3 separate regions of the Homo sapiens genome follow, and all the other regions are linked to region 2. The links are chromatin contacts, found by Hi-C or POLR2A ChIA-PET in ENCODE. All regions are on one chromosome and are shown on one strand. The core of a region is the stretch at or near the end of the contact, and the rest is flanking DNA. Distances in the headings are between cores, read along the strand shown. Region 1 holds the start of CFAP58-DT (CFAP58 divergent transcript). Region 2 holds the start of R3HCC1L (R3H domain and coiled-coil containing 1 like). Region 3 holds the start of KIF11 (kinesin family member 11).

Region 1 (3,601 bases), core at 1,065-3,564, 6.2 Mb after region 2:
ATATACAGTGTCAGGTCATGAATGAGATGTCACTGCACAGTTGCCAGTTTTCCTTGCATTTATTCATCAACCCAACACAGTTCTCATAAACTTGACAAACTTACTCTAAACATTATAAGGGAGGATAAAGGCCCGTGGATAGACAAAGCAATCTTAACACAGAAGAATTTGGAATGGGGAACTTGCCCTTCAAGCATGATGACTAACTAAAAACCCACAGTGACAAAACCTTGTGGTACTGACACATGAACAAACCAGAGAGCTCAGAACATACTCATGTCTATTTGGAAACTTCCCCAAACCAATTTGGAAAGAATGGATTGTTTGACATGGGTTGTTGGAAAATTTGCTCACCCCATGGAGAAAAATATAGTTAGATCCCTATCTCACACCATATGGGAAGGAGAACTCCAGATGGATTAGATAACTGAATGTAAAAAAGTAAAACTATGAAGCTAATGGATAGAAAAAAATGATGGGAGAATACCTTTATGACCGTGGGGTTAAGGAGGTCTAAATAATACCAAAAAACTATATAAAAAATATAGGGAAAAAAAGAGCTAAAGAGCCACAGTATCAAAGTTAAGGACTATTGTTCCCTTAAAGACATAAAGGCAGAGTTTCTAGTCTTCTAAAGCAGATTGATGTCCAGGCTTCTCAAAGATATCTGTAAATCAAAAGAAAAAGAAAAAAGATCAATAGAAAAATAGACACAGACACTGAAAAGGCAGTTCACAGAAGGGAATCTCAAGTAGCCTATGAATGTATAAAGAAATGGTCAAAAAATTCACTAGTAGTTAGAGAAGTGAAAATGAAAGCAAAAAATGAGCTTACACTACTTTCATCATATTGACAGAAATTAGAAAATTAGCTAATTAGATGAGTCAATATTTGCAAAGCACTTAGAATAGTATCTGGTATTTACTAAACACTTTATGAGTGTTTAATAAAAAAGACCTATCACCTTCTGGAAGGGATGGATGGAAGTGTTGGATGGAAACCCCACACTGGAGTGCAGCGTAGGGCAGTAACTCTGGTACACAATCTTAAAGTGCTTGGTAAGTACCCAGGGCTTGTACTAGGCTACTGGGCATCGTTGTGCTCTTGGAAAACTGTTCATCTGGCCAGATGAGTTTGAAAATATCACACCCTCTAGATAGTTACAGCCTTCTAGGTTCATGACTTGGCTGGCGTACAGAGATTTTGTGAGAATAAAAAGTGCACACCTTTCTCCAGTAGGGCACATGGCACGGGAAAGAGAGTAGAGACAGTTTTTCAGCCTCCATTGCCCCATGGCTGGATGTGTTTGTGCAGGACGCAGCTGCATAAGCAAATGTCCCTGTGCATCCCTATAACTTTAACAATCTTACTCCTTGGCATATATTTCAGAGGAATTTGCACAGAGGTCCTTAAGGGACCACGGACAAAGACGATCATGGCTGTATTACTTGATGTATTGGAGAATTAGAGGCGGCCTTGTTACCTAACACCTGGGGAATGGAAGTGAAGTGTGGTAGATGCCCCTTATGAAACGCTGTGCAGTACTCAGAAGCAATGAACTATATGCTTGCCAATCGCAACGAGGACAGATCCTTAAAAAGAATGTTGAGTGAAAAAAGTAGAAAATAAGATAATCTCCAAAGTCCAGTAGCATTATTTAAACATTTTTAAAAAATACACTGATAAAAATTTTGTACATTTCCCAAAAATACATATGGAAGCACAGCAGCATGAATGCCTATGGGGTTGAGGATAGGGGTTGGGAGTAGGGATGGGGATAAAGGGGGAAAATAAAACCAGAGAGGAGTCTTACACATTTCATGAACCAAGGAGTATAATTATTTCAACTATTTGTACCTGAAGTCCAGAAAGAGTGGAGGCAGAAGGGGGAGAAGAGGGCGAAGAAACGTTTTTGGGAGAGGGGTCCCAGAAGAGAGATTTTCGCGATGTGGCGCTACATACGTTTTTCCAGGATGCCTTAAGCTCTGCACCCTATTTTTCTCATCACTAATATTAGATTAAACCCTTTGAAGACAGCGTCTGTGGTTTCTCTACTTCAGCTTTCCCTCCGTGTCTTGCACACAGTAGCTGTTTTACAAGGGTTGAACTGACTGAAGTGAGATTATTCCTCGTTGTCTCGGAAGGCAGAGTGTAGCCGCCAGTCCTTCCCTCATCCGGAACCTTCTGGTCCACATTTCCTTCCAAGCGTTAGTCCTCGGCTCTCCATGCTTGGCTCCCTAGTGTCACACACCGTCCTTTCTGGGTGGCCTCTTCCAATTCGCCCTCTTCTTTCTCCTGGGTGTCTCCATCTGCCCACACCGTGGGACTCCTCCCAGCCTCTCAGGGGCACCGCCCCCTCACTTCCTTGGCTCCGCCCCATTGGGATATATTTGCATATTTCTCTGAGGAACCCTGCCCAGGTGCCAGCCGCAGAAGCTCCTCCCCTTTCGAATTCCCGCTAGCGCCCCTAGAGGGCGTGTCCGTTGCCAGGCGACGGGCCGACGCGCCGAGCGCGGGTTTCCGCTCGGGGCGGGCGATAGAGACAGCGCGTCGCGCCTTTAGCTTCTTTCCCAGACTCCGGCCCAGCTCCTGCGATCTCCACAGCAGCCTCTGAGGCCGCCCCCAGAGAGCATCAGGATGGCTGAGGTCAGGAGTCAGCGCCCCTCTGTCGCCTTTCCCTTGACCCCTCCCCATTGTCCCTCTCCTACTGACGATTGTCACAAACGGTGATTCCAATATTTCCCCCCATCAACATCTTATTCCCCTGCACCCTCACTCACTCCCGCGCCTTTCTCCGTTGGCTCTGGCCTCTTTACCTCCTGTTTCTCCTTCATTTGTGTGGACACCCCACTATCCCCACTGTGGCATCGGCGCTATGCTAAGTGCGGTAGAAAATTAATGAATTCTGAAATCCACACGTGACATGCACCCAGCCCTAGATTTTTAGTCATGGAGTGATACCATAAGAGAGGCTCACACAGAAATATTGGAGATGTCTTATCTCACAGGGGAAACCGGGAAGAAAGCTTCACAGATGCCTGCTGTCATCCCAATCAATGGCCCTTGTCCACCTGTCACACCCTGATTTCCTAACATGTGATCACCTGCTGTCACACAGCTTCATTAAGGCTCTTCTGCCCATCACCTCTGCCCCGTGTGTTCATTGACTCCTGTGTTAACATCTCGTATCACCCCACCACTCCCCCATATTACAGTACACCCCATTTTCAGCCTCTCCAATGAGGGGTTATTTCTGCAACCCTTCAGTGACTCCCTGCCTGCCCCTTAGCCCCCTCACGTATAACCTCAAGAGCCTCGGGTCCCTGTCATTACTTGCCATTCACAGTCCCCATCCACTATGGCCCTACCCAAATCCTTCATGGCCCCATCAGAGCCCTTCCCCCATCACCCATCCCACGGTCTGTTCCAGCCAGGACCAGCTACATGATTTGCAAGGCCTGATGCAAAGTGAAAACACAAAGTCTCTTCAAAAATTACAAATAATTTTAAGACAGAACAGCAGAGCATTCAACCAAGAATGGGGCCTTTCTGAGCAAGGGGCCCTGTGCAACTGACCAGTTTTCACTCCCATGAAGCCAGC
Region 2 (3,354 bases), core at 796-3,295:
GATTACAGGCATGAGCCACCACAGTGGGCCTCCTCGGGAATTTTTTAAAAAATGCCCATGTCCACCTACCCTACAGTAAGATTTCCTATAAATCTTCTTTCACTGAACCTCCCAACCACAATACTGGATTCTGATTGCCTGGTGAGTTTTTCCTGCCCACTGCACAGACAAAACCAATTCACTGAGACCATGGCAGAGCAGTAAAGAATTTAATTGATGACAGAGTTATCTTAAATCAAACTCCCTGAAGGTTCAGAGGTTAGGGTTTTTATGGACATTTTGGTGGGCAGGGGGCTAGGGAATGGGTGCTGCTGATGGGTTGGGAATGAAATCATAGGGGTGTGGAAAACAGTCCTCATGCTCTGAGTCCACCTCTGGGTGGGGCCACAGGAGCAGCTGAGTCATGAGTTAGGAGTCCTGAAGAAGGAACAGATTCAAGGAGTACTTGGGAGATAGTGAGAGAAGAAAGAGACCCTCTCATATTGTTTTATATTGTTTTATACTCAGTACCTGTTTTAAGAAAAAAAACAAGGAAGTGAAACCAAAGGCAGGCAGCCCAGCACCAGGCACCAGACCCAAAACCAGACCTGAAACCAGGCCTGGGCCTGCCTGGCCTAAACCTAGTAGTTAAAAATCAACTCATGACTTAGCATAGATTCCAGGCATTGTATGGAAGAACATTGTACTCTGTTCTGTTTCACTCTGACTACCACTGCATGAAGCCCCTGTCACATACACCCCAGATTGCTCAATCAATCACGACCCTTTCATGTGAAATCTTTAGTGTGGTGAGCCCTTAAAAGGGACAGAAATTGTGCACTCGGGGAGCTTGGATTTTAGGACAGTAGCTTGCCGATGCTCCCAGCTGAATAAAGCCCTTCGTTCTACAACTTGGTGTCTGAGAGGTTTTGTCTGCGGCTCGTCCTGCTACAATAGAATCTCCAAGATTTGGTGACCATTTGAATATTGGAGGAAGAGGAAGTGAGAAAGGAGGAATCAGGTTAAAGAGTGAATATTAATGAGTAGGGAGGAGGGGTAGTAGTTTACTTTTCTTTTTTTGGGGGACGGAGTCTCCCTGTGTTGCCCAGGCTGGAGTGCAGTGGTGCAATTTTGGCTTACTGCAACCTCCGCCTCCCGGGTTCAAGCGATTCTCCTTCAAGCAATTCTCCTGCCTCGGCCTCCTGGGTAGCTGGGATTACAGGTGCCCACCACCACGCACAGCTAATTTCTGTACTTTTAGTAGAGACAGGGTTTCACCATGTTGGTCAGGCTGGTCTCGAACTCCTGACCGCAGGTGATCCACCTGCCTTGGCCTCCCAAAGTGCTGGGATTACAGGCATGAGCCACTGTTCCTGGCCCCAGTAGTTCACTTTTCAAGGACACTGGAGATGCCTGTGGGCATGGATGAGGAGAGGTCTTGTCTAGGAAGTTGGGAATACAAACAATGAGCTCAGGTGAGAAGGGACTGGAGTGTCCCCTCTCCCACCCCAATTTTAAGAACTCTGGAAAACACCAATATTTTAGAGGTAAGTTAGAGGAAACAAAGTAGAATGAATTCAGAGAAGGAAAACCTGGATAGTGTCATAGAAAATAAGTGATAATGCCCAATAGCGTCAAATGACTAAAGCTTGAGTTAGATGAGTCCGGAAATACCTCCAATGAGTTTGGCAACAAGGACACTTATGACAACAAGGCATTTTCCATGGGGGCGGAAGCTGCGATGAGGAGTGAACACAGATGAGCAAGTAGAGACAGTGTAGATTATCTTTTTCAAAAAACTTGGCTGTGAACGGAGGAAGTGAGATGGTATAATTGAGTGGAATGTAAGGAGATTTGCGCACGTATATAGCCGAGAGGAATGAGGAAGGGTTGAAGGGACAGGAGCAGAAATGCTCTCCGGCACTCGCCATTTTGCCAGCTTCTCCCCTACGTGACCTGAACTCAGTGGGCGCGGCCGGGCCTCGCGGAAACTACAACCCCCAGAAGGCCCCACGGCGTTGGGGGCGGAGCCGAGGCCTGACGCGCGCCCCAGCGGCGCGAGCGGAAGAGATAGAGCTTCGCGGAGACGGCGGAAGCGGAGAGCAACAGCGCGCCGGTAACAACCAGCCCCGTATCCCCTCCCTCTGTACCTCAAGCTAGGATTTTTAATCCCCACTTCTCCCTTCACAGCCCGGGACAAGACTTCCATTCCGTCGTTTGTTGCTGGTATTTTTTTTCCTCATGTGACGCGAGGGGCCGCCCCCTGCCTGGGGCGGAGGTTACTGGGAAGCTCCCGCCTTCTGACCCCTGCGGGCCCGCGGTTGAGAGGGACCCTCCCGGGGCTCTTTTGCACTCACTGGGGCTCGTGCTCGCTTTGGGCGCTCGCCCCAAATGATCCTGGCGGAAAGGACGTGCTTTTTCTGGGTTTCAACAGGTATTGAGCGGGGTCCCTGGTTACCCCCTCGGGGCTGCGGGGCCGTGGGCCCCCAGGGCTGCCGGCGGTTTCCGGGCTTCGCTTCGAGCCTCGCCTTTGAGCCTCCTCCGCTGCCCGGGAGCCCCGGGCTACGGGCTGGGAGTGAGCAATCTATAAAGGAGCATGTACTTCCTGCTTTTTCTTGGCAGGCCTGCGAAAAACCCCAAGTCCGATCTTTAAAGTTTGTGAGTGCAGCCCCCTCTCAGTTGTGTACGGGAAGGAGCACAGGATTTGGAGTCTGATATCCTGGGGGAAGTCTCAGTCCGCCACTTGGCTGGACCTGTGATCTTTTGTACAGTAGTCTGTTTAGCGCAGCCTCGGTTTCGTTGTCTGAAAAGTGGGGTTAATGTTCTTTGCCCTGCGGCCTTCCAGGGTTGTGGGCTTCAGCAGAAGTGATATTCCTGCGAAAGCTTTGAACTCTAAAGTATGTTTCGGGTATAACCTTGCCATCCCCCAGTCTCCAGTCTAGGTCAGTTGAGTTTTAAAACCAGGTTCATGTCTATACGAAGATCAAATTAGTTAATAAATAGGGGGAAAGTGTCTTTGGAAACGAATCTGAACCATACAGATGTTTTTATGCCAGGTTCCTAGTGAAGAGGTGACCTTAGGGCGTTACCACCTGTGGAGTCAATTTAAAACTTCATCTGGATTTTAAGGCCCACCAGAATTTAGACTCTTCTTCCTCAGCACACACAACTATCTCTTGCTGTTATAACCTTCCTTCAGTATCACACAGGTACAAGCATAAAGCAGTAAACGTTCCTCAGATATGGTTGTACTACAACTAATACCTGTCCCCAGCAGGTCTTGTGTCTTGTGTCACAGTTGAAATTCAGAATATAAATAGCCAAATATCCCATCTGTTTAATTTTTTTTGACATTAAGCTTTGAGACTAAGCAAG
Region 3 (3,552 bases), core at 516-3,015, 5.5 Mb before region 2:
AGATTATACGACCCGACCCCAGCCAATGGGAAAAAGATACAGGGGCAGGACTTGCGTCAAAAATAGACTCCTGCCCCTTTGTTCAGGTGTGCTCTCAAGGCGACTGGCCAAAAAGGCACCCCTCTGCGCAAAAATAAAATTGCTTTGCTAAAAATCCTTTGTTCAAGTGTTCAATTTCCTTAAGATTTTAAAAGTTATTCATAACAATAGGCTCCTGTTTCAGTATTTCCTGGTGCGGCGTACCACACCTACAGCGGTCGAGTCACGCCAGGCACTGCCAAGACGCCGAAAAGTTCTCCCGCAGCAGGCCGGAGGTGACCGACGGCGCGCAGGCCCCAGCGAGCGCTGCATGCTGGGATCCGTAGGCCGGGGCGGCGGATGTTTGCGCAGCTTCCTTGAGATGCCACCGCCCGCTGCGCCGCGCAGAAACGGGGAGCGCAGCGCACCCGCGGCCTGCGTCACTCGGTCAGTGCAGTCGTTCTAAAATCGAGGCGGACCCTGCTTTCTTGCCTGGAGTCACTTAGAGATGATGACTAAAGGATAAATTCAGAGTCCTCCAAATGGCGTCCAGTGTCCATTTCATCACGATTTGGAACCTGTAGTAGCCTTATCGCTTAACACTTCCTAATTATTATTATTATTATTTTCTTTTTGAGAAAGGGCATTGCTCTGTCGCCTATGCTGGAGTAATCCAGCGACATAATCCCGGCTCACTGCAGCCTCTATCTCCCGTGTTCAGCGATCCTTCTTCCTCAGCATCCCGAGTAGATGGGACCAAAAGGCACGCATCACCACACCAGGCTATTTTTTCCCCTCTATTTTTTGTTGAGACCCGTTGGGAGGCGCGGGGAGGGGGGTCTCCCTATGTCGCCCAGACTGGTCTCAAACTCCTGGAACTTAAGTTATCGTCCTACCTCGGCCCGTTAAAGTGTTGGGATTACAGGCCTGAGCCACCGGGCCCCAACATTAATTATTCTTCAAGCCTATTCTGGACCGGGCGCGGTGGCTCACGCCTGTAATCCCAGCACTTTGGGAGGCCGAGGCGGGTGGATCATCTGAGGTCAGGAGTTCGAGACCAGCCTGGCCAACATGGTGAAACCACATCTCTACTGAAAATACAAATATTAGCCGGGCGTGGTGGCACGCACCTGTAATCCCAGCTACTCGGGGGCTGAAGCAGCAGAATCGCTTGAACCTGCGAGGCGGAGGTTGCAATGAGCCGAGATCGCGCCACTGCACTCCAGCCTGGGTGACAAGAGCAAGACTCCGTCTCTCACACACACACACACACACACACACACACAAAGACTATTCTGGTCTCTGCCTCCGGGATGGCGGCTCGCTTTGGACCTCTCTTCTGTGCTTCTACTGCCCTCTCTTACAATTCTCTAATAATTATAATCATGGCGAGTGCTTACCATATATTCCAATCTATTTACTTCCACAAGCTCATTAATTCTCACCCTAACCCTCTGAGATGGTTACTATTATTTCCTCTCTGCAGCTGAGGGAATTTTGGGCTAGGGACGTTATGTAAGTTGAGCCACGCTACGCTAAAAGTTCCACACTCAATTCTAGCGTCTCGGCTCTGGACTACCAAGTTCCGGAGCAAGCAGACAGACCACCTCTTTACGTTCCCGTAGGCCACGCTCCGGGGGCGGGGCTCCAGTGAGGATACTGCATCCCATGGTGCCTTGCGCGCCAGCGCAGCCATTGGTCCGGCTACTCTGTCTCTTTTTCAAATTGAGGCGCCGAGTCGTTGCTTAGTTTCTGGGGATTCGGGCGGAGACGAGATTAGTGATTTGGCGGCTCCGACTGGCGCGGGACAAACGCCACGGCCAGAGTACCGGGTAGAGAGCGGGGACGCCGACCTGCGTGCGTCGGTCCTCCAGGCCACGCCAGCGCCCGAGAGGGACCAGGGAGACTCCGGCCCCTGTCGGCCGCCAAGCCCCTCCGCCCCTCACAGCGCCCAGGTCCGCGGCCGGGCCTTGATTTTTTGGCGGGGACCGTCATGGCGTCGCAGCCAAATTCGTCTGCGAAGAAGAAAGAGGAGAAGGGGAAGAACATCCAGGTGGTGGTGAGATGCAGGTAGGGAGAGGGCTGACAGGATTCCGAGCGCTGCGGCTTCGCTGCTGGGCCCCCTACTGCGCGGTCCAGGGAGAGGGATTTTATTTGCATTTCCTGAGGGTCCCAGTTTCTTGGTTCTCCGCGTTCTGTTCAATAAAAATGACACCCGGTTGCTGTGTGTATGTGGTTTTTAGGAGAAAATAACATGTTTGATTTGATCACTGTTCCATACTGAAAAGTGCGTTCTTATGTTTAAACTATAGTCAATAAAGATGTAGGTGTCACTTTTATATGCTACTTCATGTAGTTTGTCAGTTTGGAAGTAAGACTGAATACCTATTTTGCAGATGGTTAAGCACTTACGTTGGTATTATTACCTCTAAAAAGCAATCAATCACTGTTCTCTTTATTCTAGATGCAATATTTTCTGCATCCCTACTAAACAAGTAAACATCTCTGTCTTTAAACATTAAAAATTAATAAAGTGAGTTTATGTTTTTTAAAAGATCAAGACAAGTTAAGCTAGTGTAAATTTCTGATTGTGCTGCAGTTTTCCCTTTCATCTGCGTGTTTGTTCATAGACCAAACTAAACGGATATTTCGAGATAAAGGGATGTGGAGGGGTGTTCGGCCCTCCCCTGACTGGTTTCCAAATAACTTCCCAATTTTAAAATAAGCTAGAAACTGCTGCTTAGTTAGAATTGATTTATTCAACTTTTTAGAGGCTCTCCACAGTTTACTGAGTATGTGTGTTTTGTGTGTCCGTTTTTGTGGCTGTTAACAGTTGCTGTTGCAACTTTTCTGTAAACCCCAAAGTATTCTAAAATTAAAAGGTTATTTTTTAGAAAAACTTGTATCAACAAACTTTCTTAGGCTATTGTTTACTCAGCCCTGGTAACTTGAATTGTGGATATCGAAGGTGATGACTAGGTTTCTAAACAAGGTGTCAGAGAGGAAATTGGGTGGCAATCTTAAGTCTAGCCAGTGACACTTACTAGTTGTTGTACTCTGGGGCTTCTGTTAGTAGTTAGTTGTTTGAAGATTTTTATTTAAAAATGCAGTGCATATAACAAGTGCAAATTTTAAAATTATTTTGGTTGTTTAATAAAACCAGGCAATATTACCTTTTCCGTATGCATTTATTTAATTTCTTTTTTAATGTTAGTTACAAAATATTTCAGACTTACAAAAAGTTATTAAGAACAATGTAATAAACATTTGTATATTCATCACCCAGATTAAGAAACAAAACAATCATTGCTGGAGCCCCCCTTTTCCCTCTCCATCCCTTTTCCTCCAGCCACTGTTAACCATTATCTTGAACTTGATGTTTATGATCCGTATACATTTCAAGTCTTAGAAGAGATTTACTTTATCACCAATGAATAGAATAGTTCTTTGCTTGTGTCTAATATTTACAATAATTTTTGTGTAAAGAGATTTTTTTTTTCAGATTAGCCTTTTTCTTTCAAATAGCCTTCCTGG

The links. Hi-C counts contacts between places; a loop is a spot of excess contacts on that map. ChIA-PET counts read pairs that join two places held with the same protein, here RNA polymerase II (POLR2A). Pooled maps may share reads with other maps.
Region 1: a loop to region 2 is called in a map of CD4-positive, alpha-beta memory T cell, with 17 times the contacts of the local background. The contact joins the promoter of CFAP58-DT here to the promoter of R3HCC1L in region 2. A Hi-C loop is called at or near these places in 1 of 168 maps with a recorded cell type or tissue (CD4-positive, alpha-beta memory T cell). POLR2A ChIA-PET finds 5 or more read pairs at or near these places in 1 of 52 experiments (activated T-cell).
Region 3: a loop to region 2 is called in a map of CD4-positive, alpha-beta T cell, with 13 times the contacts of the local background. The contact joins the promoter of KIF11 here to the promoter of R3HCC1L in region 2. A Hi-C loop is called at or near these places in 2 of 168 maps with a recorded cell type or tissue (CD4-positive, alpha-beta T cell and CD8-positive, alpha-beta T cell) and 8 of 50 pooled maps.

Annotation. Positions count from the first base shown.
Region 1 is chr10:104,351,261-104,354,861 of GRCh38, forward strand. CFAP58-DT (CFAP58 divergent transcript) reads right to left here and starts at 2,315. Exons shown (of 2, transcript NR_108036.1): 1 at 1,858-2,315; 2 at 41-667. CFAP58 (cilia and flagella associated protein 58) reads left to right here and starts at 2,573. Exons shown (of 18, transcript NM_001008723.2): 1 at 2,573-2,646. The coding sequence starts at 2,638. RefSeq lists enhancers at 1-27, 786-835, 856-965, 2,243-2,302.
Region 2 is chr10:98,132,612-98,135,965 of GRCh38, forward strand. R3HCC1L (R3H domain and coiled-coil containing 1 like) reads left to right here and starts at 2,046. Exons shown (of 10, transcript NM_001351015.2): 1 at 2,046-2,095. RefSeq lists enhancers at 2,473-3,262, 2,605-2,744.
Region 3 is chr10:92,591,365-92,594,916 of GRCh38, forward strand. It overlaps KIF11 (kinesin family member 11), which reads left to right and starts at 1,766. Exons shown (of 22, transcript NM_004523.4): 1 at 1,766-2,088. The coding sequence starts at 2,012. RefSeq lists enhancers at 481-570, 1,381-1,570, 1,601-1,650, 1,752-2,503 and silencers at 1,971-2,020, 2,101-2,170.